Linked DNA regions of Mus musculus: all the other regions are linked to region 1. Evidence: chromatin loops called from intact Hi-C (ENCODE). Cell type or tissue: left cerebral cortex. All regions are shown on one strand. Each heading gives the region's core, and the rest is flanking DNA. Links, peaks and the distances in the headings are about the cores only.

What was found. Hi-C counts contacts between places; a loop is a spot of excess contacts. Peaks named below come from ENCODE experiments on the same cell type or tissue, not always from the same donor. Only the 100,000 strongest peaks of a DNase experiment are listed, where the experiment ranks them.
Region 2: a loop joins it to region 1, with 2.1 times the contacts of the local background. A loop is called at or near these places in 4 of 42 quality-filtered maps.
Region 3: a loop joins it to region 1, with 2.5 times the contacts of the local background. A loop is called at or near these places in 18 of 42 quality-filtered maps.

What each region holds. Positions count from the first base shown.
Region 1 is chr17:45,369,525-45,380,306 of GRCm38, forward strand. No RefSeq gene overlaps it. Among named protein-coding and RNA genes, the nearest start is that of Cdc5l, 59 kb to the right of the region's middle. In left cerebral cortex, for the core only: a CTCF peak has its summit at 4,887 (motif pointing left); DNase peaks (open chromatin) are centred at 4,623 and 4,872.
Region 2 is chr17:45,076,361-45,087,142 of GRCm38, forward strand. The region is part of intron 11 of Supt3 (SPT3, SAGA and STAGA complex component); the gene reads left to right. Among named protein-coding and RNA genes, the nearest start is that of Gm35097, 65 kb to the right of the region's middle. In left cerebral cortex, for the core only: no CTCF peak of the experiment used is centred there; a DNase peak (open chromatin) is centred at 5,798.
Region 3 is chr17:45,290,607-45,301,388 of GRCm38, forward strand. Gm35204 (a long non-coding RNA gene) reads left to right here and starts at 7,455. Exons shown (of 2, transcript XR_876814.2): 1 at 7,455-7,625; 2 at 8,295-8,612. In left cerebral cortex, for the core only: a CTCF peak has its summit at 5,936 (motif pointing right); no DNase peak of the experiment used is centred there.

The DNA.
Region 1 (10,782 bases), core at 2,947-7,946:
ACTGTGAATTTGGAGAAGGCCATGGGAGCCAGGAATTACACAAAAGATTGAGAGCAGCAAGGCTGGAATTCACAGTACCAGCCATGTAAAAATGAAAGCGTTCATGCATGTTTGTAAACGCATGGCAATGTTAGAAGCCTAGACCCTAACTACGAATGGTGGCAAAAGGAGGCATGGAGGGATGAACAGGGAGCAGAGACTATTCCTCCCTCAAATGGTCTTAAGTCTTACTAACCTTGAAGGAATTAGCAGGCTACATAGCTGAGGTGTTTCTGAGAACAGCCAGGAGAAGAACACATCCGAAGGGGGTGCCTTGCTCTTTATGTGTTCAACACCCCTCAACCAGGACATCTCCAGGACAACTCATGGTCCCAGGAGCTTCTCCAACTCAAATCCCAAAAGAAAGGGAGCAGTTGCTTATGGGAAATAACTGCCGGAGAGGGGACATCTTCGAATGTCACCATTCCCTTGGGCACATCCACCTCTGCTAAAATGCCACAGAGTCCAGTAAAGGCTGAAACAGCATCCTAGTTAGAGCAAGAAAGGGTTTGATGTCACCTTGGGAAGATCCCTGCCTCTCGTGGTGGGTAGCCCCCTGAGGAATAAGCCCTGGGGTTGACCTTTACCTGTGCATGAGCGTGTGAACACTAACACGTGCATGTGCACAAGCAAGCGCATGCTCATGCACACACACACACACACACACACACACACATACACAAAACACACACACACTCACACTCACACTGGCCAGCCACACTGCACAACTTAGGGCTCACCGGACTCTGTGGGCCTCACTAGGTGGCTGTAAGAGAAGGCTATAAAAGGGGGGAGCCCCATGGAGCTGAGAGGAACCGTCTAGGCTAACGTTCCCCACCGTGTGACTTCCTCTTACTTGGAAAGAAATAGGTATTCCCTGTGGCTCTGTGGAAAGCACCTTCCATGTGTCAGAGAAAGCAGGGTCTTGAGCATAGCCGCCTTTATAGCACTCCCCGGATTCCCACTGGGAAGCAGTTACATTCAAGAAAAACTCTGCTAAGATGTACCTAAGATCTGATAAGCAGCAAAAACTCACTGGCCTCTCCAGGGCTGGGCTGCTGACTGAGTTCAGTGCAGGGAAGGGGCGGGGGGGGGGGGGGAGATCTCAGCATCCCGAAGCACCTGCTTCCCGACTGCAATCCCCATCCCAGCACAATAGGCAGGCATAGCAGCCTGTCAGTGTCCCAGTGCTGGGGTTGGCAGAGAGAGGCATGCCCAAGGCTGACCATCTAGACAAGTTAAATCTGCAGTCCCTGCATGGAGCCAACACGTCTGCCCCTGCTGAAGTTCTGTTTCGCTGAGATTCCCTCTTCATCAATCTTTTCACCCAGAGTGTCACCCTCAGTGGGCAGGTCTTGGCTCCATATAAAACCAGGAGGAACAACCAGATTAATTCACACTAATGTGACTGGCCGAGGGGCAAAGCCTGTGAGCACAGGACATGAGCCAGCCGGGAAGCCTGTCCTGGCTCCTAAGCCCCAGGAGGCCCAGGGACTACCATGTCCCTCTAAGAGGCATGGAAGACAGCAAGGTGGCTCTGGATGGTAGAACCTCCCCAAGGAGACTCTCGAAGGGCAATTATATCAACACAGGGACGCCTTTGTCTTGCGCTCAGGCCGGGTTCCCACAAGCGACTGAAATAAATTAGAGCCTTTTCAACGAGGGCGGTTGAAAGCAGCCCTCTTGGAAAAATCTCAGCAGCTGTGCTTTATGGGATTATAACTAGTAGCAAAACACCCCAAACCACACAATCGCCTGCAAAGGGGGAAATCAAATCAAACTCAACATTGTTATAGACCTGGAAAATGTCTCCCCAGGAAGTCAGGCCTGGGAGCCTGCTCAATGTTCCCTGCCCAGTGGCTCAGGGAGACAGGCGCTGCTCTCAGGGGGTCACATGTAGTTTGTCTGTACAGAACAAGCAGCTAGAGCCCCCAACAGACACCACACACAGGCAGACTGAAGTCAGGGGACCCGGCCCAGGGCAGGACGTGATCACCCCCGGATGTGTAGGAACCCTAAAAGTCCCTGTGTGCTGAGCGGTGCAACCCAGATAGCAATATGCAGGAACATCCACTCTCTGCTGACAAGTCTCTAAAAGTGAGCAGGTTTAAAAAAAAAAAAGCTTGGGGCAGTGGGGCGGGCGCCGTGGGGGTGAGTGTGTCCCATGGCGTCCTAGAGACAAATATGAGCTGCACTCCCTAGGAAGATGCTGCAAGCATCCGTCCCAGGATAAATCTCTAACTTAAAAGGTTGGCATGGAATAGCAGCCAGAACCCTGGTGGGCTCCTTCTCTGCCACGCCCCAGCTCCGTGGCCTCCAAAGAAATAAGTGAACCTCTGTTGTCCTAGCAATAAAATGGGTATCTCCATGTCCTCTGTTTTTCTAAGACAGGGGTCGGGATGATCAGAATGCTTCGGGTGAGAAGCAAAAGGAGATGGAAGTCAGAACAGGACTGTGTGGTGGGAGCAAGCTGGTCAGGGAAAGGGTAAAGAGAATTTCCCCAACTGACAGCCATGTGCTAGCATCTTGACGAGAAGGAGCCAAGCTCCTCCACACACGTATCCTTCGGCATGCATCCAAGCTGTGCACTGAAGGATACTCTACTGTATGCAAATTCTACTTCTGTTTGTAACGCTAGGAAGGGAAGTTTAAGTGCTAAGAGAACAAGAAGGACACGGGCCATAAAAGGGGCTTTATGGCTGCTACAACCAAGACAGCCCAAGTCGATAACATTTCATGTCACCTCGCATAGGATATTATTTTCAAGTTCGGGTCCGGTTTTAGAAAACACATAAGTTTGTGTCTAGCTCAGACTGGCTTGGAAGGTATTAAAGAGAGAACAGTCATGAGATTCAGAGTGCAGTCAAAAAGTAATAATATTTGGGTTTAGTTTGGTGAGTTGGAGCAGTGCTTTCCAATTCGGGGTCATGGTTCGGTTGAGTTCAAGCTCTTGTTGGGACAGCCCAGTGCAGGATGACCTCCCGGGACAGTCCTCACACTGCCCTCCCTGCCTGATTGGCCCTTCTCAGCCTTCTCAGCACCTTCTGAAAGAAGCGGGAACTTGAGAGGAAAAGAAAACAGGGTCCCCACCCTGGCGCATGAGTAAAAGGCAGAATTTGGCCTTTGAGAAGACAACAGCCACCAGGTGGAAGAAAACCAGTGATCTGCACCCAAAGTCCCCGGTTGGGGGCTGCTGTGCCCTCCTGCAGGTGGGGGGAGGGCTAAGGGATGGGGAGCTTGGCCCAGGCCCCGGTCAGAGCCAATGTGAACACATAGCAGAGCTATAAAGACCCCGTGTAAGGCCCACATCCTCCCGGGCCACCCTCATCCACTGAGGGGGCTTGTTCCTTCCCAGCCTTTCTGGGCATGGTCCTCTGTCCCAAGGCGTCCTCTCTCGGCGCATGCACAGAGGAGCTGTGACTTTCTCTTTAGTTCCCACGACTCTAAACAGGAGCTGGAACAACAGGCAGAAGACAGCTCAGAGCTGCTGATGGAAGTTTCCAGAAAGATCGTTGGTGTGGCATGGGAATAAACCTCCAGGAACACCTGTGAGAGGAAGGAGTTACCTCCTCACCTGGACTCCTCAGCGACTTCGCTCTTCTCCCTCTCCTCCCCAACCTCTGGGTGTCCTGGCTCATTCTGGCCTGGCCCTGAAGCTCAAAGCCAGGCCTCTCTTGGCTACACTTCCCTGTCCCCTGTAGTCTGCATCACCTTCCTACTCTCCATCAGCCTCAAGGGTTAGATACACTTGTGCATGGGTGTATATATCCCCTCAACACGCCCTCCCCCCCCCCCGGGACTTTCCCTGTCCTTGTTCTCCTGAGTAAGATGTCTGGGTGCTCCCAGGTGGTGCTGACAGCTCTGTGCAGAGGAACCAGCCAAGGAGATATCTCCAAGTCAGAGATATCTCTTCAGCTCACTCTCCTTCCTGACCAGTCCTCTCCAAAGGTCCTTTATAGAAACAGGCAACTGTCAGCAGGAGCGCCCTGTGCCATTGTGCCACTGCATCCATGTGTCAAACTAAGGAGATCAGGGCAAGCATGGCTCCTGTGCAGACTTGGGCCACAAGAGCCATGCCCATCCAGAGAGGGCATTTTTTTCTGTAAAGAATTAATTCTCACCTACGAAAGCAACAGTGGCCACACCCAGAGCACATGGACACAGGAGAAGAGCTGGCACTCTGACTAGCCATCTTAATAAATGTGTCACTTGTCCTGATTGAAGTGACGTGTCATCGTTCTTAAATCAGGGAACAACAAACTGGAGGGATGTGTGTGTCAACAAGCCACAGGACACAACACTCAGTCTAGGCATCTCACCAAGTGCCCAGGGCTGATTTTACAGAGTGTAGGGCCTGATGAGTCTTCATTTTGGACTTCGGTATCTGAGTGTCAGTCCAAGTACACACAGTGTCCTGGATCCAAAATGGATCCTCTTTCCTTCCCCATCTGTGTTAGACAACTTGCTTAGCAGCTCTCTGACACCTCCGCCCCTCTCCCGCCCCCAGTTTCTCCTGACCAGTGTGGCTGGCAAGGCTACCACCAGTCTAACTTACAGGAGAGGGACTGAAAGTTGTTGATGCCCAGACCGCTTGACCTGGCAGACATGGTGCTGGGAGACCTCCCAGCTGCACACGCTGTGTGAGGACACAGCCCCGCGGACCTCTATGGGGTCTTGGGGAGAAGAAGAAATGGGGCTCGCTCATTCTCTTAGACAGAAGTGCAGAGTGGGCAGGTTTCTAACCTGCTGGAAAGAAAAATCTCCCAATATATTTGGAGTGGCCTGCCTTCTGGGCGCCATGGTCCCCCGCAGCCTGGGCACCGTGTCTTGGGCAGCAGCGACCCCTGCTGGCTATAAGTGTGGAAGCCCTGAGGGAGCTGAAGGAGGAGAGGGGACCATCGGACAGCCATGTCTCTCTACCCTCAGACATGTGGCCACTGCTCCAGACCAGTGAGAGCCTTCTCCATGTTTTGTTTTTTTCAGGGAACACACAAAGCCCCAAGAACGGATCCCACAAAATATCATGCAAAGGCTCTCTTAAAACTGTGATTTTTCTCTGCTTCAGTCGGATAGGGTTTTTCTCCCTCCATAAGTCAGTATTTTTGCAGCTCATAGACATAATGGGATGTGCCTGGAGGACATTGGTTGCCTCCCTGAAAGCCAGCTGTTCATATTATAGGCTCACAGCAGAGCCCACTCTATAGTGAGGCTTCCTTGTCGCCCGTGGCTGTCAGTTCCCAAGGCCAGCGGCTACACCGGTGTGCAGTTGTGCAGGGGAGGCTGGAAGTGAGATTAAGAGAGTGGAGGGGGCTGGAGAGATGGCTCAGTGGTTAAGAGCACGGACTGCGCTTCTGAAGGTCCCGAGTTCAAATCCCACCAACCACATGGTGGCACACAACCATCCATAATGAGATCTGACACCCTCTTCTGGTGTATCTGAAGACAGCTGTAGTGTACTTAGATATAATAATAATAAAAAAAAAAGTGGAGGGGACACGGGCTCACAGCAAGCATTCCAGAAGGTTCGAAAATACCATTAGAACAGACACTGAACACAAATTTAAATAGATGTCATTAGGCTCGCTGATGACAAGTAATCCTGATATTCTCCATGGTCCTAAAAAACAGCAGATGAGGCAAGAGAAATGGCTTAGTGGCAGAGGGTGCTGGCCACTCAGCCTGCTGACCCGAGTTCAGTCACTGAAAATGAGAGGAGAGAGAGAACTGACTCCTGAAAGTTGTCCTCTGACCTTGTCATAGGCACGCACACACACACACACACACACACAAACACACTAGATGATAGATAGATAAGAAAGGAAGAAAGAAAGAAAGAAAGAAAGAAAGAAAGAAAGAAAGAGAAAGAGAGAAAGATAGATAGGGATAGATAAAAATGAATGGATAGATAGAAATGGATAGATAGACAGAAATGGATAGATAGATAATTTGATAAATAGATGATAGATAGATATCTAGATAGATAATAGATAGGTAGATAGAGATGATTGAAAAATGATAGATAGATAGATAGATAGATAGATAGATAATAGATAGGTAGATAGAGAAGATGATTGAAAAATGATAGATAGATAGAGTCTACATAGATATCTAACACCATTTTTCATTTTACAAAATATGTCTTCCTAGTCCAAGAACTGAAAAATCTTCTGGGATGGCTTAAGGAGAGTTTAATAAATTGTTTCTTCATAAGACTGAAGGGAAGGAAGCTAGCCAGGGAAGACAAAGCACCCAGAGCCCCCAACCATCTCTAGCCCTGAAAGAGAAAGGGAAGAGGGCTGTGTAGGAGGGTCACTAACAGGAAGAGACCCCAGCAGAGGGCTATGGCTAGCAGCTGGTCCAGCAGGAGCCAGAAAGAGGAATGAATGTCCCAGTAACATTTCCCACCAACACAGGCCAAGCAGCGAAGGAGCCAGCCTCAGGGCCCAGAAACAGGAGCAGGAACTAGGGCAGCCCAGGCAGTGGTGATTCGAGGACTCTTGGGGCGGACCCCACGGAGCTCAACTGTGACAGTGTTCACATTGGAGGTTGGGGATCATGGGACGCCAGGAGAAGGGAATGCACTGGGTTTTTATTCATAGACTTCTGTGTCCACGTGTCTATCAGTCAGATGGAAATCCACCCTCGCCAACAGCAGTGTTCTGTTTGGGGAGCAGTCCTGTGGGAAGAGCCCCATGCAGTGCTCGGTGGTCTGAATGCTTGTTCTCACCTCCTTCAAGAAGCCCTGCCTCAGAACCAGTGGGATAGCTAAATGACAGAGCACTTACCTAGCAAGTAAAGGGCTTAGGTTCCATCCCCAGCATAAAAAAAAAAAAAAACCTGAAGGCACAAGGGAGATGCTCAAAGTATCTGTCGGGCAAACATAAGGACCTGAGTTCAGTCTCCAGAACCTATGTTAAAAAGCTGAGCACGTGGTGGACACGTGATCCCGGCACTGGGGAGGTGGGGAGGCAGATCTCTGGGGCTTGTTCCCGCCGCCCCACTCCCCAGTCTAGCTGAATCAGCACCGGGTTCAGTGAGAAACCTTGCCTTGAAACAGTAAAGGGGAGAGCCATAGAAGATACCTGATGTGACCTCCGGTCTTCACCACATGCATGTAAACACGCGCGCACACATGCGTGCATACACACACTTCACGTAGGCATAGAAGACATGGTCAGGATTTGTGATCACAGCAAACTGATCCCTTCCTAGGCAAGGAAACCTGAGGTGTAAGTTAGGTGAGGTTTCCCTGGGGAGCTGGCCTCATTCACTCTGGTGGACCAGAGCTTCGAATGGCAGACATTCTGTCAGTCACCCGGGAAAGCAACATGTCGAACCCAACACCCTGGAATTCATAACTTTGTAAATGCTTCTTCTTCTTCTTCTTCTTCTTTTAATTTTTTTTTTCATTATTAAAAAGGGGGGGGTGGAAACAGCTTAAGAAGAGCGCTGGCTTCATTTCCTGCCCTCTCCCGATCGCAGGGGCAGGAGAGGTTTCCTTCAGTGGCGCAGGTTCTGTTTCCGTTTGGGGGAGGCAGGCCCCCCAGGGAACAGCCCCCTTTAGGACTTTCCATGGGTTGAGAAATCTAATCCAGTGTTTTGCAGCCATCATTTAGCAGAGAGCTGTCGTCTGGGTGGTTTGTTCAAGCCCTATGCTGCCTCCACCTCCCTCCCTCCCAGCCCCTGAGGACCAACTTGGTGACTCTCTTCATAGTTATGAACTAGCAGATCTGCTAAAACTTAGGAGGCCTAGGCTAAACCAAAACGTTTTTCAAAGAAACACTTTCCAGTCGAGAAAGGTAATATCCTAGAGGCCTGCCTGCCTTCCTGCAATTAACTAGAACACCACCCAGCACAGCTTTTGTTGGCTGCCACTTCCCATGGAAATACCTCAAATGCTTTTCCTCAGCCCTAAAATGGAACCTTTGTCTCTTTCCTGTTCAAGCCACAGAAAGGCAGTGGGACCAGCGAGCCCTTCCTCCACCACCCACAGCAGCCAGCGCCAGTGGACTGGCTGCCGGGTGGGCTCCAGGGCCAGGGCCAACCCCCAGGCCAGAAGGGGTGCTTGCCTGGAGAAGGCCCTACTTGTCAAACAGACCCTCCAGCTCTGGGAACTTGACCCAGGGCCTGAACCCAAAGCCCAACCCACCACCTCCTGGTCTGTACAGAGAAACAGAATTCTGCTGGGTGGTTGAGAAAGGTGATCGGTGCAAACTCCTGACACACGGTAGTTGTGGAGACAGGATCTCTGCTTCCTGCTGGAAACTTGTTAGTGGAAATTCTGGGGAGTCCCACCAGAGTCGATGCATTACTTGGGAGATTCAGGTTCCCTCTTTGAGGTTCTTAGTCCACAGCTGGAAGATGGAGAAGAGGGAGAAAAAAGGCCGTGCTGTCTGAGTGAAGCCAGAGTAGAGATTGACAGGGATGAAAGGAAGTTTCGGAGAAAGTTAAGTAAGGAATGCCCAAGGCATTGACGAAAGCAGATTAGAATGGAGATGAGCAGAAAAGCAGGAACTAGAGGGACAGGGGTGGGGAAGGGGGTGTACAGTTCCCAGCAACTATAGTTCCAGGGGATCCAACACTCCAGGGCTTCATGGCATAAATGCATGCAGACACACACACACACATATAACATAAGTAAGAATTAAATAAACTTGTTCAAGTTGCTAAGGACAAATAACACCTTAGATGACTTTTTGGTGTCTATGTTTTTTTTTCCCCCAAAATGCTGCACAGCCAAGCCCAGTGAACCCAGAACTTGAGAAGCTGAGGCAGAAGGCTTGAAGTCAGCCTGAATTATGAAGCAAGTTATGTAGCCAGTCCTCATCTCAAAAATTAATGAATTAAGAAAATGTCATACAGCAGTTGAGTCTTTCAAAAAAATAATTTGGCTAATCCATATTTTCTCGGAGGAATTTTTAAAAATTCAAACCAAAGCATTTACAGGGCAGCCTTGCTAGAGTCAGACACGACAGACAAGGCAGTGAGGTTTGTCTGATGAACTGCGTCTACTGTAACTTGGAGGATCAAGGAGATTATATTTTAATTGTTAATTACATACTAGACTGTGGGGCTTACCATACTGCTATACTGCTCCTGAATACACAGAAGGCAGAAGCAGCCTAGACACCCATCAGCCAATGAACAGATAAAGAAACACGCGATGGGACCTTACTCAGCCAGAAAGAAGAGTGAAGTCACGACATCTGCAGGAAAATGGGAGGAACTGAAGGTTATTATCTGTAAAATAGATTCTTTATTTATGTATTTTATGTGTGTGAGTACTCTGTCTGCATATATGCCTGCACACCAGAAGGAGGGCATCACATCCCATTATAGATGATTGTGAAACATCATGTAGATGGGAATTGAACTTTGGACCTCTGGAAGAGCAGCCAGCATTCTTAAGACATAATCTGTCTCTCCGGCCCCCCAGAAATTATTCTTAAGTGAAGTATCCGAGATACAGAAAGACAAATACTGCTGGCTGATTGACTAGTTGGTTAGCTGGCTAGTTGGTTGGTTCATTAGTTCACTGGTTGGCTTGTTGGTTGGTTGGCTGGCTGGCTTGCTGACTGATTGGCTGGTTGGTTAGCTGATGGATGGATAGATCGATGGGTGGATGATGAATGGTTGGTTGGTTGATTGGGTAGTTGGTTGGTTGACTGGTTTTTGAGACACAGTTCATTCTTTAACTTAGGCAGTCTTGGAATCACTGTTACTCTCTAAACCATAGTGATCCGCCTGCTTCAGCCTCCCAAGTGCCGGAATTACCACACCCAACTTGTTTTAATGTTTCTTTCCCCAGTGAATGACAAGGCTGACATCTTTCCTCGTGTGTGTTAGCCACTGAGATATGCTCCTCTGCGAACTTCCTGTTCATCTTTTTTTCTACTGGGCCATCTGCCTGTCCTTTTTCAGATGCTACCATTTACCATCCTGAAAACGAAGTCAGTCGGATGGCTCTCGTCCTTTGTGGTCAAGGGGTGTGGAGTGGTGATCCATTTTAAGTACACCTCTCTGCCTGAGACCTTAAAAATAGCCTGCTGGGGTTTTTTTCTAATGGTTTCAGGACTTGTTTTTCATGTTAAGTCTTTAAAACAACTGGAATGTGTTATTGTGTAGCGTGTATATAGGAAGATAAACAGAAAAAAAAAGGAGACTTTAGAAGACAGTTGAAAATAAGTATTTGAGAGAAAAGTGCACAAAAGTTACGAAAATATGTCTGAGTGTGATAGAGTCTCACTATGTAGCCAGGCTAGCCGGGAACTCTTGATCCTCCTGCCTCTACCTCCTGAGTGCTGGGATTCCAGGCATGCTCCACCACCCCTGGGCCCAGCTATTTCTTCCTCTTTCTGGTTGTCACTCTGCTGTGATGGTCTCCCACTATAATTCAGAATGGCTTCAAACTCATGGTAATCCTCCTGCCTCAGTCTCCCATCTAAGTGTACCATTGTGCCTGACTCACACAGCACTGTAGCTGTGAGTGAGCCAGGGACATGAGTGCCAGGAAAACAGTGGAGAGGACCTAGCAAGACAGCACGGAGCACAGCAGCTGGAGCAGGCCCTGGGTGGAAGACCACAGTGCTCCATATCTGTAGGTGCTGCTAAGGGTGCACTGTGGACATGTAGGCTCCTCCCTACCTTCACTAACAGCACCATGTGGATTGCCCTTGTTGGTTCATCTATGGGGAACAAGGAAGGTTAACAAGTTCCTACCATGGGCTTCTGGACAAGTGAACA
Region 2 (10,782 bases), core at 3,483-8,482, 290 kb before region 1:
GAAAGTGCCTCTATCAGATTAAGCTAAAGACAAATCTGTGGTCATTTTCTTGTTTAATGATTGATATGGGAGGGCCCAAGCCACATGGGTGGTGCCAGCCCTTGACAGGTGGCTTGTGTAAGCAAGGCCTCTGTGGTAGAGTCTGTCTTGTGTTCCTGCTGTGGTTTTCTTCATAGTAGACTGTGATCATTAAGTGTAAGCCAAATAAACCATCTCCTAGAGTTGCTTTTGGCCATGGTGTTTATCATATCAATAAAAGGCAGTAGACTAGTCCAATCCCTTCCCCTGGTAGATTAGAAACCTAAGGTTGAAGGCTAGGGTGTAGTCATGAATTAATGGTAAAATCCAAACTAGAACTCTGTCCCTTGATTTCCAATCTAGTGGTTTTTAAAAATATGACACTGGAGAAAGAGAAAAAGAGAAATTTCTCCTTTCACAAATATAGTATATAAAAAGATACTAAAAAATATCATCCACTCTCTATACACTCAGCAATTTTATTAATGGAGATTTTCTTTACCATACTCTTCTCTTCTTAGTTCATCCTGTTCCCTGGGCCCTCGCATGCCAGTGCTAAATTTTAGAGAACTCGGTACAGAGAGTTCTCTACTAAGACCTCTTGTTAATGGAATCCATTCCCATTAAGGCTTGATGGTGCCTGGGTGACTGACCCTGTTAAATAGTATGTCATGGCTGGATCCTGTTCTAATGGCAAAAGCAGCAGAATTGCAGTGTGGAGACCTGGTTATGCTCCCAGCCCAGCCATTAAGTAGCTGAATAACATTTGGAAAAGTCACTCAGGCTCAGCTGTACAATGAGAAAGTTAAACTAAATTATCCCTCAGGCCCACTCTGGCTCCTACAGTCTGTAATTCCAATCACGGCGTACGTTGTGCTTTATCTGTGAGCACTGTAGCATTTAATAGCCTGCTATGAGCTCTCATTTTTGGTGGTCCTCATGACTGAGGAGAGTTGGGTACAATTGGGTACACAGGCAGTTGACTATGGATACCTCCAAAGAGATCCAGGAGTGGGCGTTCTCTCCCCAGGGCAGAGGGAACATGCTTATGGAATATGATGTTTGCCCATGACCAGCCCCAGTCTGGGAATTTGAATGACTTCACTGATGTTCTTGCAGTGAGGTTCCCCTTCATCTTATCAGTGGACATCGCAGCCATGGAGGGCCCAGGGAGCAGTTAGGAGACCACTGCGAACAGCTCCACGTGTGCTAATATGCATTCCTGTAGAATCCTCAGGGCTGCAGACAGCCTTCCCCCGGCCTTCAGAGATTCCCGATTAGCCTTTCATTTTCCCATCACAAAGCCCTTCCTCGGCGTGACAACCAGCCCTGGAAATCAAGCCCCGCCACTTTAAGAATAAGTGTGATATAACAAACAATGACATTATTATATCGTAAGGACAAGAAACGGGAGTTAAGTTATAAAGCAGAACATTCATATTTACACAGGCATGTTTTAATAACCAGCAAAATTTTGGACGAGAACTAGAAAAATAGTTAGAAGATAAATGGACTTATGTTTCAATGTTATGATTTTTCACATACACTACAGTTCATTTTTCCTTTTTTTTTTAATCCTTGAATTTCGGATAGAACCCTGGGAGAGTTGTTGGCATCCTTTGGTCAACACGTTTGTCAGGGTATTTTCGTTTTTCAGTGTCCTTCTAGGGTTCTGTTAAGCAGTAACTCATTAGCAACACGGTCGGCATGGTTTAGTAGGAAGCTTTACCACAAAGAGGCTCTGTGTTCCAGTTGCCAGGACTTAACACTTTTGTGACAGGGCTGAGAAAGAAAGCTGCTCAGAAGGGGAGACTGGGACACTGTTTACTCTAAATATTGGACCTTCCATCTGAAGGCTTACAGAGGCTGAAGAATTGTTGAATTTGGAGATTTGGAAATGAAAATCTCCAGTAAACTCTAAAAACGTTCCCACCTGAAAAATAAACTCTGTTTGCTTCCACGAGGATTCGCCTTGCAGAGCTCCGAGCAGTGGTCGGTCCTTCCTTCATCATAAACACCCACGAGGAAGAGGCTCAGAATCACCCTCTTCTGGAGGGAGCAAAGCAAGCCGCCTGGCCCAGGCTAGCATGCAGAGAACAGACTGTTAGTTACACTGAGTGGGACGGGCTCGCTCCTCTTTAGATCAATCTGTCTTGGAAGCTGCATTTGGTTAGAATCATGAAAGCCTCAGAGACCCAATCCAAATTCACCTCAGCAGTGTCCAGAAGTGCTGGGAACTCACAAATTGAAATCTCCTTCAACTTCACATTATTTTTTCCCTTTTGCCTTTAGCTTCATGTTATCAAGCTATTGGTGATGATGATGATGATGATGATGATGATAATCATACCATACAGATTTTTTCTGTATTCAAGCAGAATATATCTCACAGCCATTGTCACTGTGTAGAGAGGGGTTATATACAGCAATATATAAAGCAAAGATATCAATCATTAAGTCTCTAACAGCAATAGAAGCAGGCTCTGTTAACACAATTAAAGAAAATTGTGCTTGGTGCCTTCATATGTTCCTGTCCAGGTGACTGTCACTCCATCATGACAATAGACAGAGTATAAAACTCTGCTTTTCATTCCAGTTGTGGATCAGCATATGGATGGGCTAACTTAGAGATGGGTTCGGGGCATGATCTGGAACTGTATGGAAATGCTGTGGGAGTGCACGTGCGTGTGGGAGTCGGGAGAGTGTATGTGTGGTTTGTGTGTATGTGTTATATATGTGTGTGTATATGTATGGTGTGGTGTATGTATATATGTGTGTGTGTGTGTGTGTGTGTGTGGTGTGGTATGTGTGGATTAACCTATCTTTTACTTAAGTCTATCAACTAGCATTTATTCTCCAGCTTACCTTTGTTTCCAGCACATAACCTAAGTTCAGCTAAATTAACAAGAGATTATCAAAACAAAGAAACTCAAAGGTTCTCTGTATTTACCTCCTTCTTTCCTGATATGTGGTAAAGGCAGTAATAAATGGTACCTGCCTTACAGGGTTGCTGTGAAGGATGTGGGTAGAGTAAGTGTCCCCTGAGCCCTCTGGAGGTTCGCTGAGATGAGCTGACAATGAAGGAACAGAGAAAGGGCATTTGGCTGTGCTGATGCACATAAGCATGCTGTGCACGATGGAGACTCGTAAGAAGGAATGGGGGTTTGAAGCTCAAACATCTGCTTTGAGGAAGAGGATCACATGGAGTAGGAAAGGGATAAGAGAGAGTAATGAGGGTAAGCACGATGAAAGGACAGAGTGCATTTTATGAAATCATTTTAAAAAAATTTTTTTAAATACCTTCTGTGCCGAGAGGTGGCTTGATGGTTAAGAGCACCTGCTGCTCTGGCAGAGGACCCAAGTTCAGTTCCTAGCATCTACATGGTAGCTCACAACCATCTGTAACTTGGTTCCAGAGGTCTAACACCCTCTTCTGACCTCTACAGGTACCAGGCATGCAAATAATATACAAACATACTTGTAGGCAAGATGCTCGGTTACGTTTTTAAAAGGCAGCGGGGGTTAGCTTCAGAGGGGATAGAAGCTACCGGAGGATGGGAAGTGTCTATAGTCAACTTTAGAAGAGCAAAGAGGATGGCAAATGAGTTTTAGGAGAAATTAATAATCTCAAAGAAGATAGACCCCAGAGCAAAATGTTCTGAGTGATGCAGGTTACAGCAAGCTATGGAATAAGACAAGTAGACCCTCACTGTGAGAGAAGTCTCTGTGGTTACAGGGACCTTTAGTTCTCTTCTCTGGTACTTTGAGGAGATTTCTGAGGAGTAAGTTTAAGGTCATGAATGTTTTCTAGAAAACAGGCCCTTGGATATAAGGGAACATCAGCATGAGCCCCACCATCGTCAGCAGTGAAGACTAAAAGGATTTGATTCTAAGGCATTTCATAAGGCCTTCTGCTTCAGGTTCCCTTCATTCAGAGTGTCATACTTTGGGGTATCGTTTTAATGAGCCCTAACAAGGACTTAGAGTAGTGCTTAGCACATAATAAGTATTTAATCAATTTAGCCTTTACAGGCAGTGTCGCCATTATGAGTGTGTTACTACATTTTCTAGTGAATATTTATTGGCATCTTGACAGGGTGTCAGGTGTTAGTGTCACATTTCTGAACATGCTTTCCCCTTGTCTAATGAGGCTATGGGCAAGGATGGGGACAGTTCTCATGTAGGCTTAATGGTTACTGTGGAAATCCAGTTAAAGGCTAGGAACAGTGTCATCTCTTCTGTCCTAAAGGACTAGTGGAGTTTGGGGGACACAAAAAAACAGAAGGAGCAAAGTCGGAACATACACACACACACACACACACACACACACACACACACACACACACACACTAGCCCAGTTGCTATGGATTCTTTTTTTTGTTTTCTCTAATGGAAAACAAGCCAGTGAATGCAAATGATTGACAGCAGGACCAGGGATATGGCTCCCTTGCTTGCCCAGTGCATGAAGACCTGGATCCCATTCTCAGCCCTGCATAGCTGGCTGTAATGGTGCATCCGTATAATCTCAGTACTGGGGAGGTAGGGACAAGACGAGCAGAAGATGGAGGTCAGATTCAGTTCTGTAGCGAGTTCAAGGGCAGTTTGGGATATGTGAAATCTTAGTCTCACAAAAGAAAATGAAGAGAGGCCGAGCAGCCAGGTCTCTCCATCTAGGTTGTTCACCTTGGTGAACGGCCCTTTACCTCACACCCCACATGGATCAGGAAGAGTGTCCTGTCTTCGTCTTCCATCCTCTTCCTAGATTAGACCTCCATGCCATGGCAGTGGTCTGTGCTCCATAAGAGAGTATGTAAGTGCTTTCTATCTCTTGTTTTGTCAGAATATCACATAAAGGAAGCAGTATGGGAGAGAGAATGCTCAGACAATGGAAGCAAAAATACAACAAGGGCGCTCCACCGAATGCTGGGATTTTTTATAGAAGGATATTTCTTTGAACTGGAAATGGCTTTACTGCTCAACCCAAATGTTTTGGGCTAGTTTATGGCATTAAAATGTTGACAGAATTGAAATATATATCTTTCTCTCATATTATAGCACACCTAGTTCTCCACTCATGAATGTTAAAGCAACCGTGACTTCTTTATTGCAGATTTTATTCTCATTTATGAGTTCCATGTTAAACTGTTAAATCAACGGAATCATCACCTTAGCCTTAAATTATCGCAGCACGTCATTAGGAAAAGCAGCACCATACATTTAATGGCTGCTTTGAAAAGTCCTGTCCTGTTGTCGTGCCCCATGCTTGTGCTCATGTGTTACTGCGTTTAATTTATAGGGAGTTTGTTTAATTTACAAGGAGCTGCTGCCTGTTTCCTGTTGTGCGTTGGTTCCCTCAAAGCCCAACTATTTGGTCATAGCCAGGGCTGCTGTCCTGTGAGTAGCCCAGTGAGGCTGACCCGATGTCAGTTGAGAGTACAAGTGCTAGAGAACTGGAGACAGACAGAAGCTGTGCTCCTGAAGGTGCAGGCCACTGGTCAGGGCACCGGGACTGCATTTCCATAAATGCATGAGAGAGTTAGGTTGCAAATACTTAAAACTGTTTATTTTCATTTTTGGCCCGATTTTGTAGCATTGAAGAAACCATGTCGAATGATCCTGAATATTCTTAAAGAAAAGGCACTTCTACTTTACATAATGGTTTGCATGTGTGAGCTCCCTCGGGCAGAAGCATTATAATTAGTGTGTAGTCTCCCAGAGAAGAGACTATCTGTCTTAAAGCTGTGATAGCCACATTCGACTGCCAGAGCTCAGGGCGGAATGCTGGGATTTTTGTTCAGGGATAAACACCACCCTCTCTTGACTGCCTTGGCTCAGGCTGGAGAAGTGAGAGAGAGCTAAGTACAAACAGCTTCCTTCCTCAGCGAGCAAAGCATGAGAAAGGTCTGAGCATCTTGACACCAGTAGCTTCCTTTTCACTCTGCTTGGAACTCTTTGGGCAACTTTTCAAAAAGGCAGACGATACAGTAAAAGACGGCCAACCTGCCATTCTCCTCATAAAGTAGCAGGTCAGCAAGACTCAATGTCTTCTGAGAACAGCCATTTCCTCCCTGGAGACCTGAGGGCATGCATAGCTGTCACTGCCACTGTTAAAGATAGTCAGCTTGTGGAGGCTTCATGGCACACAGTGCGAAGCTCCTTAGTCTTGTATTAAACAAGAATAATGAGAGGATAAATGGTTGGCTGCCTTTTAGACAGATCAGAAGGAGTGGGGAACTCAAAGGCTGTCCTTGAACCAAAACAGGAAAAATAAAACCCACATGTGCCCACTGTAATATGTGTGTGTGTGTGTGTGTGTGTGTGTGTGTGTGTGTGTGTGTGTGTGTGTTAGGGTTTCTAGTACCATGATCAAATATCATCACCAAAAACCCAACTTGGATAGGAGAGGGTTTTAATTCAGCTTAACAACTTACATGTCACACTCTGTCACCGAGGGAAGTCCAGGCAGGAACTAAAGCAGGGGGCACAGAGCAGTGCTGTTTAAGGACTGCTCCCCATGACTAGCTCTGCTTGCTTCCTTCTATATCCCAGAACCACCTGCCTAGGGAGGATACCGCCCACAGTGGGCTGGGCCCTCCCAAATCAATCATTAATCAAGACAGTGCCCCACAGCATTGCCAATAGGCCAACCTGATGGAAGCATTTCCTCAATAGCCTATGTCAACTTGACATAAACTAGCCGGTACAGTGTGAGACCTGTGGGTGTATTTGATACCTTATACCCAGCTGCTCCCTGATCACAGATGTGCCCTCCCCATCACAGTAGCCTTTTCTATGGGGTAATGCTTGAGTCACTCCAGTATATAAAAATTTGAACTACCTGAGGGTCAAACTTAGGGGCAACATGCAGAAACCATTCTACAAATAAAGAGGGTGGTCTCATTAGGAGGGCAAAAGGAGACAGACCATGCTGCTGCTTCTGTGTTGTGTCTGCTGGGTTTGTTTCTGAGTACACTGGGGATACCCTGTCTGCCAGCCCATATCTGTTTCCATGAGGAACATAAAGACATGAGAACCTGCTGCTTTGGGAGAAGAATCTGCCAGTCCACACTAGCCAGCTCGAGAGATGGGCCTCCACAACAGAGGGTGAGCAGAGCCAGTGTGTGGGCTTTAGTGACCCTCAGAAAGAGATGGGAAGAGCTGTAAAGTCAGAAAGCATGCATTCTTCCATGATGGTGAGCCCTTCCCAAATAGCACGAGGACTGCAGCAGGCACAATAGGATACTTAGATAATGAGTTATGTACTGGCTTTCATTCTAGCAGGTACCTTGACAGGGACATGTTAAATTAAATTGACTTTGTATGGTGTGTGTGCTTACACTCACGTGCTCACCCATGCATACTCACTTGCCACAGCACATATGTGGAGGTCAGAGGACAACTTGGGAGAGTCAGTTCTCTCCTCCCACCATGTGAATCCTGTGGACTCACAAACTCAGCTCATCAAACTTAGTGGCAAGTGCTTTGCCCACTGAGCCAGATCATTGGCCCAAGGACATATTTTTATGTCCTCTTTCTTCTGTCTTTTAGAGAGGGAAATACTATCTTTTTTCTATGGAGATCTTGGAATTCAAGGGATAGAGATAATAAGATTGTCTCCAAGATACTCAAAGACAAGTCATGTTTCTATCCTACACAAAAATCTTTGACTTGAAACAGTTATCTAAATGGAGCTGTTTCTCTGTACTTTTCATTGTAAGGAATAGTTAAAAGCCCATGTTAGATGTATTTGAAATGCTTACATTTTTGCTTTTATGTGTTTCTGGTCCTGCATAGAGACTAAACCATAAGAGTGTGTACACTGAATGGATCACTGAGTAGAGCTGGGTCCAAAAGCGACAACGACGTAAAGAAAGGGTAGGAGGAGTCTGGCCTAAAGTATAGTTGGTTGGGGAAGGGAAGAGGAGACTTAGCAAAAGAGGGGATCTGAAAGGGGAAGAATGCAAGCTGGAAAAGATGACAGTGACAGGAGCTTTGTCTAGTGTCACTGGTGATTGTTTTTCCTCCGGCCTCATCTTCTGAGCCTCTTTCTCCCTCACCAGGAAACACTGACAGCTGAAACAAAACTCTTGTCATGGCTGAGAAAGGCAAGACATGGTGTCTATACCATGAAACAATGTCTGAGAATATGGCTTCTCTGTTTTATTTGGCACCCAAACGTAGAGGAAATCCACTAGGGCCTCATTTAAGCAAGATCTTTGTCTCGGGGAAACTTGCTAGAGAATGATAACATCAGAGTTATCTAAGTCCATTTAGGGCTTGAGGCACAATCTTTTTGTGGGAGTAATTCTAGGTACATTTTGTCAACTAAACCAAAGAAGGGACCATAATATTTTGTAACCTAAGCTTCGAGTGTATTTTACTACAGGATCATGGTCAGTAAGCCATGTGAATTCATTCTGTCACATCTTGCTTGTGGGTCTTAGCCTTTAACAGCTGAACCATCTTTCTAGCCCATTTCTCAAAGATTTAATTCAAATAGTAAGAAAATAAAAATCTACTTAGAAGGCATTATGGGCAATATTTTCCCTAATTTCTTCAAGGAGACCTTGTTCTGTAAAATGATGGCTCTTTGTAAAGATGTCACATTTTTTTCTTCTCAGAGAACGAGTAGCTTGGTCAGTCAATTTGAGGTTAAATTTATTTTCCCATAATTGTGTGACTGTCTGCACTGCCATATGTGCAGTGGATCAGCAGCCCAAGTCTGGTTGGTTCTGTCAGTCAGGAGAGTCCTTCTAAGACAGCTATTCCCACCCTTCCTGATGCTGCAACCCTTTAAGACAGTTCCTCATGGAGTGGTGACCCACAACCATAAAAGAATTTCATTACTACTTCATAACTGTAATTTTGCTACCGTTGTGATCGTAATGTGAATATCTGATACGCAGGATCTCTGATATGCGGCCCACCAAAGGGTGGAGACCCACAGGTTGAGAAACGCTCCTCTAAGAATACCTATTTACTAGTAAGCAACTCCATTTGCAGATCAGTCAGCCAGCTCAAAGGTCTTTAGCAAGTGAGCTGGCTCTATCCCACTCCTGTATTTAGGTAAATGTCATCTACAGATGTTTCAGACATTATGTAAAAAGCATTTTTACAGGTATTTAAAATTATTGAGGTTATTTCTGTCAGGTAAAGCTAAAGACAAAGCTAGTCTCCACATGGGTTGTGTTTAAACTTTCATCCCATGAGCTAAGTTCATGCCTATATGTATCACCTGTCTGTTATCAACAGCTACATTGTCTTGAGTTCCCACAAAAGACTTGCTCCCAAGGGTACAGTTTCCATACCAACAACTGTTAGCCATAACCTACATGTGTCTCTGCATGAGCCAGTAACTTACTGTGAATATAAGTAAGATTCTTATGACTGAAGGAATCAAAAGCCATGAGATAGATATAGCTGCACATATGAGGATGGGATATATATAGATATAGATATGTCTGTATCTTTACACACATAAAGGTCCATTCATTGATTTATTGATTCATATCTAGATAAAGAACATGTAAGACCCAGAACAAAATAGCCCCAGATTCTCTTGACAAAGAGCCAAATAACTGAAAAAAAGAAGTTCAGTATTTAGTCATACCTTCCAAAATTCATTTCTGCTTTCTCAAGAGCTTTTTGTCTTCCAGCCACAGAGAGTGAGCAGTCGGAGCGGGTGGATCATTTTATTTCGATTGCTTCTCCAGCACTAGCCCTGAGGGACAGACTTGATGATCTAATGGGTCTTTTCCATCTCTAATATCTATAATTTTGGCTGTTCTGTGGCAGCTTCTTATTGCTTTAAATAAGCCATCTTAATTTAAAAAACATACATCTGGATTTGACCTGCCTAATATATGTCAAGACATGTGTGTCCCTCTAAAATCTCCCCAGGGACTTTCTGAGAGACATAAAGAAACTGAACAAATCAGAAAGGAAAAGAAAATAGGAGCGGGAAGAGGCTATGAGTCAAGCAATTTTGTGTTTATTTTATTTAAGTTTTTATTTTTCAGTAATGAAACTATCCCCTAGGCCTCCTTAAATCGTTTATTGGTTAAAATTTAATCTGAGCCCAAGTGTATTCTTACTTGAGCAATTTTTAACTTTAAAATTCTGTTTCTTGGAAGTTGGCCTTCCATTAACTACAGTTTGGTTCCCAGACTCCGTTCGTCCTCTCTGACCAACTCTTGGCCTTAGATCCACTCTGCAACTTCTCAGACTCCACAGTCCAAGAAGTAATATCTATGCATTGTTCCAGATGTCAGCCAATGGGGCTCTGGGCCAGGCCTGCTAAGAGCATCATTACAAACATACAGTCACTGTCCATCTTCTCCCTAGCTAAACACCTCGCCATCACAATGCACTGGCTTTCGTGCATGTCCCACTGTGTATCATCCAGTTCTGCTCAGGCCTCCAACCTGTGCCGAAGAACTAGCCTTTATTTCTTCTTGGCCAGTATTGTTCATTTCTTACAGAGGTCTTGTGATCTGTTTTCAGTTAATATTTTCTCCTGTGTGTATATAGTTACTGCCTGAGATGATTCTGTCGACAGGAAGAACATAGGACAGTGTCTGTGTGTCTTGTCCTTGAGTCTATTCTTGTCTTCTTTGAAGATGAATTCACCTTGAATAGTTACATTCTCTAGCTGTTTCTCTAGATTATTCCAGTTAGAGGTGGATCAAACCAGGGTAGCAATTGAGGTTTATTTGGAGCGCTCATGCGCACTGGAATGAAACAAATACAGTACAATTTTGTACT
Region 3 (10,782 bases), core at 3,078-8,077, 79 kb before region 1:
AACAGCTCAGATCAACTCATGTTGTACTGGAAGGCTTCCTGGAAAAACTAGAACCAAGGGACTTAATAAGGAACAGAGCAAGCCTGTGATCTTAAATGGCTGATCAAACTAAGACACTGATCTCTCAACCTTTACAAACCCAACACCCATGGGAGCTTTGGGTGCAATTCCAAGGGTCACCCTTTATACCGTATACCTTGGGGTGACTCCAGAGGGTACCACCTCCATAGCATGTACACTTTTGATGGCTCACATTGGTACCATGTGGGTGGCCTGCTAAGAACGCTCACTTTAGCCCACCAGAACCTGAGTGAAGGAGGGGAAAGGGCTGTTGCCTCACTCCTTGGAAACCCTTGACTGCAGCCCCGCTTACCCTAACTCATTCCCCCAAACAGGAGCTGTTATCTGGTCCTACCAGCCCGCGAGATTGCCAGTAGAGGGTCAAGGGCATTATTCGTTTCTCAAGCCAGTCTCGATGCTCCTGAGATTGAAAGAGAAACAAAGCCAGCCATGGTGCTGCCCACCTGTAATCTCAGTACTCAGAGGGCTGAGGCAGGAGAAGCCTCAAGTTCAAGGCCAGCCCCAGCTATGTAGAAAGGCCCTCTCAGAGCAAACTAAAACAAACAACAGAAAAAGAGGAACTCCCGCACATTAGACCAGGCCACCAGGTGCAAGCCATAACTGTCCCCAATTAAGCAGGACATATGTTTCCCCAATCTATGTTCCTCCTGGTTTCCCCCTCTGGACCTAGCCCAGAGTGCTGTCCATAAGACACGTTGGAAAGAAAAGAAAAGAAAAAAACCAGAATATTTTCGTGCTTGCTGGAAATAGTTCCCTTTTATCCACTGGGTCATTCAGAAACCTCCATTGTTTGAGAGTAGCCTACTTTTTAAGAGTCAAAGAAAGCCAGGGCTTCCTTGGTCTCCCTTTTAGACCTGGGTCACTGGTTTCCTTTATCAATCAGGAGCATGAGAAAATGGTGAGTCTTCCATCTTGGAGTGTATCTAACACATTGCCAGGCCTCGTTTCCAGTGCTGGGATTGAGGAAAATGGTGGCAGGAAGTCCTTGTGCTATAGAACACAGTACAGGTACAAGGGAAAAAATTAAAAAAAAAAAAAAAAAAAAAGGTCAGGCGGCTACGTGGGAGGTTGTTTCCCTAATCACTATTCACTCTTTAAATCCACACTCAGCTGCCAAGTCAGTGGAAGTGGGCCTTACTGATTCCCAGTTTCTCCAAGAACCTGTTGCTTCATCCCCTGAGCCATCTCCATAAGACACGTTGGAAAGAAAAGAAAAAGCCATCTCCAAGAGTCAGAGCTGTAGATATTTCCCTCCAGTGTCTCCACATAAAAGGTATCTAGTGCTACATGTCCCGTCCCGTATACCTAGCCCCCACCACAGTAAAAGCCTGCCTGGCTTCCATGCCCTCCTGAAGCTCATTTTCTAACAGGAAACAGAAAATAATCATGAGGTAAAAATATATTGTATGCTAAGTGAATGCACATTAAATGAAAATAGAGCAGGAAAGCCAGACATTATAAGTGGCGGCTGGTGACAGTGTGAAAGATGGCGGTCAGGGTGGCTCTCATTGAGATGTGATTTGAACAAGGGAACAATTTATTATGAACTTTTCCATGACCTTGTCAAAGCAGGTTTCTCCAGATTTCAGAGGAGCAATGGGGAGATGCCGGAGGACCAGGCAGCTCCCCACAGTCTCAGACAAGCACAGATCAGCACAGGGGCACCACCTGCCCACCAGGTCCCGCCTCACTGAAACAAGAAGAGACTGTGGAAGCTTGTTCTATGCCTTACACATCAATAATGAGCTGTGTAAAGCAGGTTGTCCCTGTCTGGCCAGCTGTTTCTTTTGACAGGAACCTCCTTGATCTTAACACATTTCCTCCATGGATATTTCTATCCCAAGCCAAAGGATAGCTGGTCATGTTGGAGCTCTTAAAATTACATCCTGTGTAAGTGGGCACTTTCTCTGCTGACCCACAAAGCAGAGGACAGAGGCCAAACCCATCACCAGCTGAAAAGTGGTACCCATGGGGCCGTGAATCGTGTTCTCTGGTTTTGTTTGTGACTTGAACACAGCCCAACAGCTTGAAGACAGACCTACTGTCAGCCCTGGGGCTGGAGTCTGTGGGACAGTTCCCACCAGCCAGCCCATCAGAAATGACAGACAGTAGCCCAATACAAAGGGACTGTCAGTGACGCAAAGGGTGTCTTTTGGGGGTCAAAGCACATGCCTGCTTAGAGGCACCATGTTCCTTGGAAAGCCTAAAAGGAAGGGAGACAAAGAAAACTCAACGTGAAGAGCTCGGTATCTGCTGGACGCTGACAAGCAAGGACAGATTCTCCTGTCCCCTGCATCTTGCCATCCTCACAGCTGTTTTCATTTTTGCCAGATGTGCTGGAATGCAAACGCTGATTAGAACCTGAGCCTGAGTTTGAGGCTTCAAACAGGACTTGCCCTCTCTAATTAGGGGACTGCAGCTCAGCAGCTGCTCAGCAAGTACCATGTGGTCACCACTTGCCTGGCTGCAAATACATCCAAGGACTCCACCTCCCTGCCTCGAGTAGACACTGCCAAGACTAGGCATTGCCTCCTACACCAGCGTCCCAAAGTCCTGCCTCCCAGGACCGTTGACCATCACCCTGCACCCTGGCACTAGAACACCTCAGCTCATCTGGGAGCTGATTCCCCTAAATTCAAGGACCTTCCTGAACCTTGTTGCATCTCTCCAACCTTTCCAGGAAGAAAGGCTATGTGCATGTGCGTGTGTACGCATGCGCGTGTGTTTGTGCGTGCATGTGTGTGCGTGTGTGTGTGTGTGTATGTAGGTATATACATATGCATATGGATGTCCTACACATATATGTATGTGTGTATGTATATATGTATACACGTATATCATATATGCATATATATGTGTGTGTGTGTGTGTGTGTGTGTGTATGTATGTATGTATATCATGTATGTTCACCATCACACTTAATTTCCACAGAGAAAAAGGTCGTTCTCTTCCCTTGGCACAGGGCTAAGATACAGAGGTCAGAGTTATGACCAAAATGTTCCACAGTAGTGACAGAGGTTCTCTTGGGCCTTGAGCAAGTGAAGCAATACGTGCAGGAAGAAACCCATGAGAGAAACCAGAAGGCCCCAGAGAATTACAGAAACCTTCACAGTGTCTTGGAATCTGCAGACTAGCTGGGCTTTCCTGCCCAGCCAAGGTCCTGTGTACTGCATCCAGGTAGCCATCTTGGGCTACATTAAGTAAAGAGCTACAGTGATCTGCATGGGGTCACCAAGTATTGGAACTAGTCACCCCAACCGCCATGGGGCTGGCCTCAGGCTGTTTCCTCTGAGTTGGGTAGCTAAGGTCCCTCATGAAGATGGAGGCATTTTGGGACCTTGTTCCTCCTCGACAGGCCTGTAAGATGTTCCCACTCCTGATTCTCCCACAGTGTCCCATCTTGGCCTGGGTTCTAATCCCCTTTTCAGTACATTTCATCCCTAACCTTGAATTTTCTAAGGTCTTTTTTCCATATTATAATAGTAATCATATTTTGATTTAAAAACAACAACAACAACATCAGGACACTGGCAACCTCTAGAGATGCAAGGGGAACTTGGAACAGCATCTCAGATGGTGGTGCAAACAAGGAACGTGTGTGCTTTGGCATTTCTCAATGCATGCCATTTATCTCAGTAAAATGTGATTTTGAAGCTGAGGACATTGCCCTCCACTGAGTTGGCTAAAGACTGCAGTGAGTGGAGATCCTGCAGGAAGAGAAATCTGCCTTCCGCTGTGCCCCCCCACGCCCACCACCGCTGTGCCCTCCTGTGGCTGGTGCACCTGCTCCCACGGCTCGGGACCAGGCTCCTATCTGGAGGTCCCACTTTCTTCTCCTCCCTGGCCACTCCTCGAAGTTTCTCTTCCCCTGCCTGCCCTCAGATCTCCCCACAGCCCACAGCCCTTCATACGGGCCTCTTCTATTCTATCTTTGACCAAAGTTGCTGACTTTCGGTTCTTGGTATTCAGATGTAGTTCTCTCTCTCTCTCTCTCTCTCTCTCCCTCTCTCTCTCTCTCTGCCTCCAAAACCCCTTTCTGGGTGTTGGTGACAGTCCATCTTAAGGCCACATGAGGTTGATATGACTGAACCTTGGCTCAGAAGGAGATGGGGGCGTTGGAGGGACCAGGACTTGAACCGATGGAGTGGCAGGGGAACAGTCAAGGTCACAGAATTGTGCGATGGGGGAGTGTTTGAAATAAGTGAAATTCCAATAAAAAGCCAGTGTGTGTGTGTGTGTGTGTGTGTGTGTGTGTGTGTGTGTGTGTACTGTTATCTGATTGTAAATTCCACATTGAAAAATCCAGACAACTCCAGAAAAGGGAGAAATGAGGGTCCCATCGTCCTGCCCCACCTGACACCCACAGCTGCTTGTTGTTCTGAGGCTGTAGACTGGGATATAAATAGATTAGCAGATGGCACACGGTGGGGGGGGGGGGGCACAGAAGTGGTCCGCAGGATGTAAGTAAGCGGTTTTTCAAGTCATGGATTTAAAAGCCAGGGTTATTCAACCTTTAGGGATGCTGAGACAGGAGGATGAGGAGTTCAGGGTTATCCTCAGCTACTTAGTAAGTTCAAGGCTATCCTGTGGTACATGAGACCCTGGCTCAAAACAGGAAAATTATTTGTATTGCTTTAAATATCTTTAGGACATGTTAATTGTACAAAGTGAGTGTTTTCGATGTGGCATGTCCACTCACGCACTATAGTCTGCTTTTACCCCCTGACCCCTCGCCACTGGCTTTTCCTTCCTCTCTCCTCGGCCCTAGTCAGTTCGTCTTTGATATTAAGAGTTTGAAATCTAACAGAAATTTTGTACCTATTATAGCCAATGTCAGTTTGAAATAATGGAGAAAACATGGGATTTGAGAAATAAATTAATATCATCAAAATTTTCAACTATATGAAAAAAATCCCAGGTCTGCATCCTGTCAGCAACCTGGCTGAAAGTAACATGGACTCAATTAGAAAACTCAACAACCATCAAAGAGGGAGATAAAACTGTTAAAGTGTTAAAGAAAGGAGGGGGGAGAGTGGTGAGAAGGGAGGGAGAAGGAGAGAAGGAAAAGGAGGAGGGATGGGGAAGAGGTTGGGAGAAGGAGGGAAGGGAGGAGAGAGAGAGAAGGAGAGAGAGAAAAGGAGGGAGGGGGAGGAGGGAGAGAGGGGAAGGAGGGAGGGGAAAGGAGAGAAGAAGAGGGAGGGAGGGGGAGGACGAGAGAGGGAGGAGGGAGGAAGGGAAACTTTTTACAACCTTATGGGCTGAGGGTGGCCCAGCTGAGCGGGTCTGCCACACAGACACAAAGTTGGGCCTTCAGCACCTATGTAAAAATCCAGGAAGAGCAGCTGGCACCTGAGATCCCAGCACTGGGGAGGCAGAGACAGCAGGCAGGAGGATCCCTGCGGTTTGCTGAGTCATGAACTCCAGGGTTAGTGAGAGACTCTGCCTTGAAAGAAAGTGGAGAAGAAACTGAGAAAGACACCCTAAAGCAAGCATGAGTCTCTGACTTCCATACAAGTACACACACATACACAGAGGGGGGAGGTGGAAAGGGAGGAAAGGAGAGGAAAGGAGAGAGAGGGAGAGAGGGAGAGAGGGAGAGAGGGGGAGAGAGAGAGAGAGAGAGAGAGAGAGAGAGAGAGAGAGAGAGAGAGAGAGAGAGAGAGACTCTAAGTCCAGAGGAATATCCAGATTATCAAAACAGATGATTTTAATGTGTGGAAAATCAAAATTTTTTATGCATGGCAGACACCCCAAAAAAGAAACCCCGAAATATCAAAAAGCATTCTTTGGAAAGTTTTGTTTTGTTTCTAATTTTCCATGTTTTCATTTATGCACAAATGAGTGTAGTACCTATAGAGGCCAGAAGAGGGCAACAGACTACTCCCCAGATTTAGGTGATTGTGTGGCAGAAGGTGCTGGGAAGCTAACTTGGGTTCTCTGGAAGAGCAACAAGTATTATTAACCACCTGGTCATCTTTCCAGACCAAAGAAAAGTATTTCTATAAACTAACTAAATATATCAAAATAGCAATGATTTCCACTGTAGCTCAACTCTTGATTAAAAAATAATAATAAAAGCAAGTCTTTCTGATAGATAAAGGGTTTTAACAGATCAGTAGGTAGAGGTAAGCAATGCAATACAGAAATAGGCAAACCATGGGGAAGAATGGGGCCTGTTCCCCAGAGTGCTCATGAGAGGGAAAGGATACATCTGCAGGGCAAGGATGAGGCAGGTCTCAATCTAGGGTGTTTGTGGCAGCAGCTTCCCTTTCATCTCAAAGGCTTGCTTCTAACTGAAGCAACAGGCTCCGTCCATCAATAAAGCCATCAAGACCTTATGGTCTCCAGGGTTACTGGGGTCTGCAGGTCGAAGAGGCTTTCTGACACAGACACAGCCTAGACACAGAGCAGCTTTCTGTTCCCGGATGGTAAGAATCGGCCTCCAGGGAGAGGGATATTGACAATGGCTCCCTCCTCCCCATTGGGTTCCAATGGCAAATCAAACTACGATCCCTGAAAACTTCACCCTGGGGGAAACAATGAGTTTATTGGTCTTATTTACAGAGCAAGGGTAAGGGGTAGCTTCCTAGAACATGGATGACCCAAAAGCAGCTCTTGAATGCCTTTACCAGGCCTGGATGGTGGCTTCCCTGTGACATCATGGCCAGATGGTGCTTCCATTAACCTCCAGCCTATGTGTCCTAGTATCTTGAGGAAAGCCTTAGACCATATGCAATTGAGGCATCACTTTATACAAGTGGAATGGCTGGAATGTCAGGTGAGGGACCAGGGACCTTCCTGCCCAGTCCTTCTGGGAGCAGGTATCAGTAGTCAATGGGCCTCATGCACGGCTGAGCTGGTGAAAATGGAGGCTGTTTTGTTTGGAGGATGGTGTTCTATGACACGGCCCACAATAGCTGGTGACCCCACCTTTGCCACACAGGAACCTGGGGAATGGAGAGCACCGCCTTGGACTTCCTCCTAACTTCCTTGGGGTCCATTAGCCTCTTTACTGCTGTGCCACATGCCTTGATATCCAGAAAGTTTCCATTCACCCGGGCTGTTCCAAGACTAGATGGAGTCTAGTCATGTGTGGCACAGTGAAACACAGATCGTGGAGAAATCCTTAGAAGTCCCACACTAGTCCCCTGGCTACGTGTGCCACCCTGGACTCATCCTCCAGTCTCTCCGTTGTCCTGCCTGCAGTAAGCCACGGCTAGGAAATCCTAAGATGATGGTGTGTGATTTAAGAGTCAGATCAGCCATAACAGCAGACCAGATAAGAGAGCACCTAGGAGTCTTGGACCTTTGACCTCTGACTCCTTTGCCCAGCGTGGCTAGGATCATGTGACATTTCTGCAGGGCCATGTGACCCAGGAAGGACTGTCATATACCTAACCACATGTTGTTTCCTCCTCAAGGTACAGAGTGACTTCCAACAGGTATGAACTTGTACAGTCTTGTGAGAAGGCCTTTCATTAGGATGTCTCAATCTTTCTCTGTCAAGACCAGTGATCCATTAGGAGGCCAACCCAGCACTGAAGGTGAGTATAAGAAGCTCAGGGGGCTGAGTCTATGGTTCAGTCTGGAAAGGGCTTGCTTGCCACACAAGCGTGAGGAGCTGAGCTTGGATTCCCCAGCAGCCATGTAAAAAGCTTGCCGCCGTCTGTGATCCCCTTGTTCTGGGGCCTGCAGGCCAATTAGTCCCTCCCAACCAGAGAAGAGAGCAAAGAAGAGAAGGAGGGGCTCTCCAGGGATGAAGAGGTGAAGTGGAGATTGAAGCAACCGCTGTTTCCTCCACCCCATCTCTGCTCAGACCTCACATCCCCTCCTGCCCAGAATAGCCTGGGGGAGGGGACGGGAAGGGTGGGGAAACAAGCTAGCTCTCAGTCACAGCTGCTCCTTGCTGCCCCAGGCTGGCCAGCTGCTAGGGGCTGCTTCCTCTCTACCCGCCACCCTGGGAAGGCAGCCGTTTCTGTCCTCACATGTGAAAGGGGTTCCCTCCCTCCACATCCCAGGTGAGCCTCTCTGACCTCCTACATCCCAGACCACCCAGTCTCTGTAGCCCCTGGGGACCCCTTTCCCCTTTCACAGCAGAGAGGAGGGTCATCTCTAAGATCCAGAGGCTCTGGAGGGGTGACCATTCTCCATTCTCAGGGTCCTCCTTCTACAGACATGGCCCAAATGCATACCCTGTATTTCTCTCTCCCCAGCATGGCTCCCGAAGACAGGACTCATACAGCCTGCAGGCAAAAACCACAAGCCAAAGTCAGAGCCTCCACTAAAGCCCTCGGAGGGGGCGGCCTGGGACCTGGTGGGGGCTGGGGACTGATGTCTGGTCTCCAGAACTGTGAGAAACAAATGTCTGTTTCTTTAAGCTACCCATTGTGTGGTCATTTACTGCATTCAGTAGTTCCTGGCATACATAAGCGTTCCATAAATAGTAGCAACAATGACTACCAGACTTACTACCGGACCTGACTATTATCTCAACCCAAATTTCATTAAAAGTAACAATTACTGGAGTAAAATTATCAGCCTGTTTTGCTAAACCGTAGGGACATCTCCCAGGTCCCACACTTGTCTGTATACAGATGTCTCCTAGAGCTTTCCAAAACAAAGCGAGACTGACTCCTTCTTGCCATCCCACCAAGGCTGTGGGTGGGTTGTCTTGTCTCCTCACCCTTAGAAGGTGGGCTCCTCATCTGAGCCCCGCCCCCCACTCTAAAGCTTGGTATAGACAGGAGTTTAGTATGTAGTGCCGACTGACCTTCAACCCCAGATCCTCCTGCCTCAGCCTCCAAGAAGTCTTCACTTTGCCTCACCCAGCTGGACTGAACAATTTCTGGTGATGTCTCCCTGAGCTGCACATCCCTGGCTCTTGCCAAATGAAACTAGCCATCTTCCCTGAATTCGCTAAGGCTCTCTTGTTCCCTCACCCAGTATCCACAGTGTTTCTGGAGCTAGGTGTTACCCTACTAATTCAATGTGCCCCACTTTTACCCCCTTCCAAGAGCCAGGGACTCTGTCCCAACATCCTAGATGGAGAGATAAAGGGCTCTTAGTCTCTGAGGCTCCAGTAACTAACTCCATTTCTACTCTCTGAGGTGATGCAAACTAGTCGGTCCTCCGTGGCTCTGTTTGCAAATAAGAGTTAACAAAATCGCCAGGAGCGAAAGCCAGTCTGTGTCCAGAGTCCTCTCTGTAATGCACATAAAGAAAACATCTTCCATGCAGTTTGAACTGCTGAGTCCTCGTCATTGCAGAGCATAGGAACATCTTTTCTCAGTGACACCCTCAGTGCACAATTTCATGGCACTCAATAGTCCCTTCGAGAGAGCAGGCAGGGCTCGTCATCCCAATTTAAAAGAAAAGGAAATCAAATACTAGAAATTTTCTTTAACTAATATTTTTAAGTCTGCTCTGCACGTCAAGTGTTAACCCCAGCTCCATCGCATCTCTTTGCATCTCTGCACATCTACATCGGCCTGTAGATAAGAACAGTTGACTCCAGAAAGGGAAGACTCTTATCCGACGTTATTCACCTGGTCGGCATCAACGACAGGATTTGAACCTACCACCCTGACTCCCTATGCAAAAAGCTCGTCAAGACCCACATCTTACAAAATAGTCCAGAAGCAAGCACAAGCTTGCAGAACACCTACAGAGCACCGGCTCCCACAGAGATGGGAAAACAACTAACTAACATGCTTGGCACAGGGGTCTGGACCAAACTCCAACAAGGCTGTGACATAGCTGTATGGACTGAGAGCACTTGGTGACTAAAAACCGTAGTTCCTATTACTCATTAATCCACCTAATTAACAGGAAGACCAAATATGATTTCTGCTTCAGAAAACAATCAGAATCCACAACCTAAACCCATGTGATTGAACTGTATTCGTCCTTTTCCTTGTCATAACAAAATGCCTGGCAATAGCAACCTAAGGAAGAGAAGGTTTATCGGGTCTCACAGTCTGAGGGACTTTCAGTCCATGCTGTCTGGAGTGATGTGTGAGGCAGATGGACACATTGTATCCAAACTTGGGAAGCAGAGGGAGAAGCAGAGGGAGATAGCTGGCCCATGATTCTCCCACCCCCACCCCACCATTCCATTCTGCTCAGAGCTCCACCATTTTGGAACAGTGATATCCCAAGTTCCAAATAGGTCTTCCCGTCTCAACTAACCCTCCCTGGAAACACCCTCAAAGACATGGCAAGAGATGTTGTTTCCTAGGTGATACTCAATCCAGTCAAGCTGACCATCCAAAATGTAAAACAAGGGTCACATGACTCTGGGTTTGGAACCAACCCCCTGTGAAGTTTCACGGCAAATGTTTACCTTGGTTCTCTTGCTGATGAAGAGTGGCTTGTGGTCAGCTTTTCTGGAGTGTTTTTTTAGCTGCTAGGAGGTCCTGCACATTCATGGGAGAATAGGAAAAGATGAGCGCTTACACAGTCATCCGGTCTCAGCTGCTTAGAACCAAGTGACTTTGAGCAAATTCTCTCTCTTTTCATCTACAAAAAGAAAATTGGACTTTTATTCCCATCGCGGGCAGTTAAAAATGAAGTGATATCTGCATGTCTATAAAAAACAGAATGACTTCTATAATTCTAGCTAAGACATGTGAAAACCATTTCTTGGTGGCGATCACTCCACCTCTGTGGCCTTTAGCAGTTCTAGTGATGATGAAAGCATGT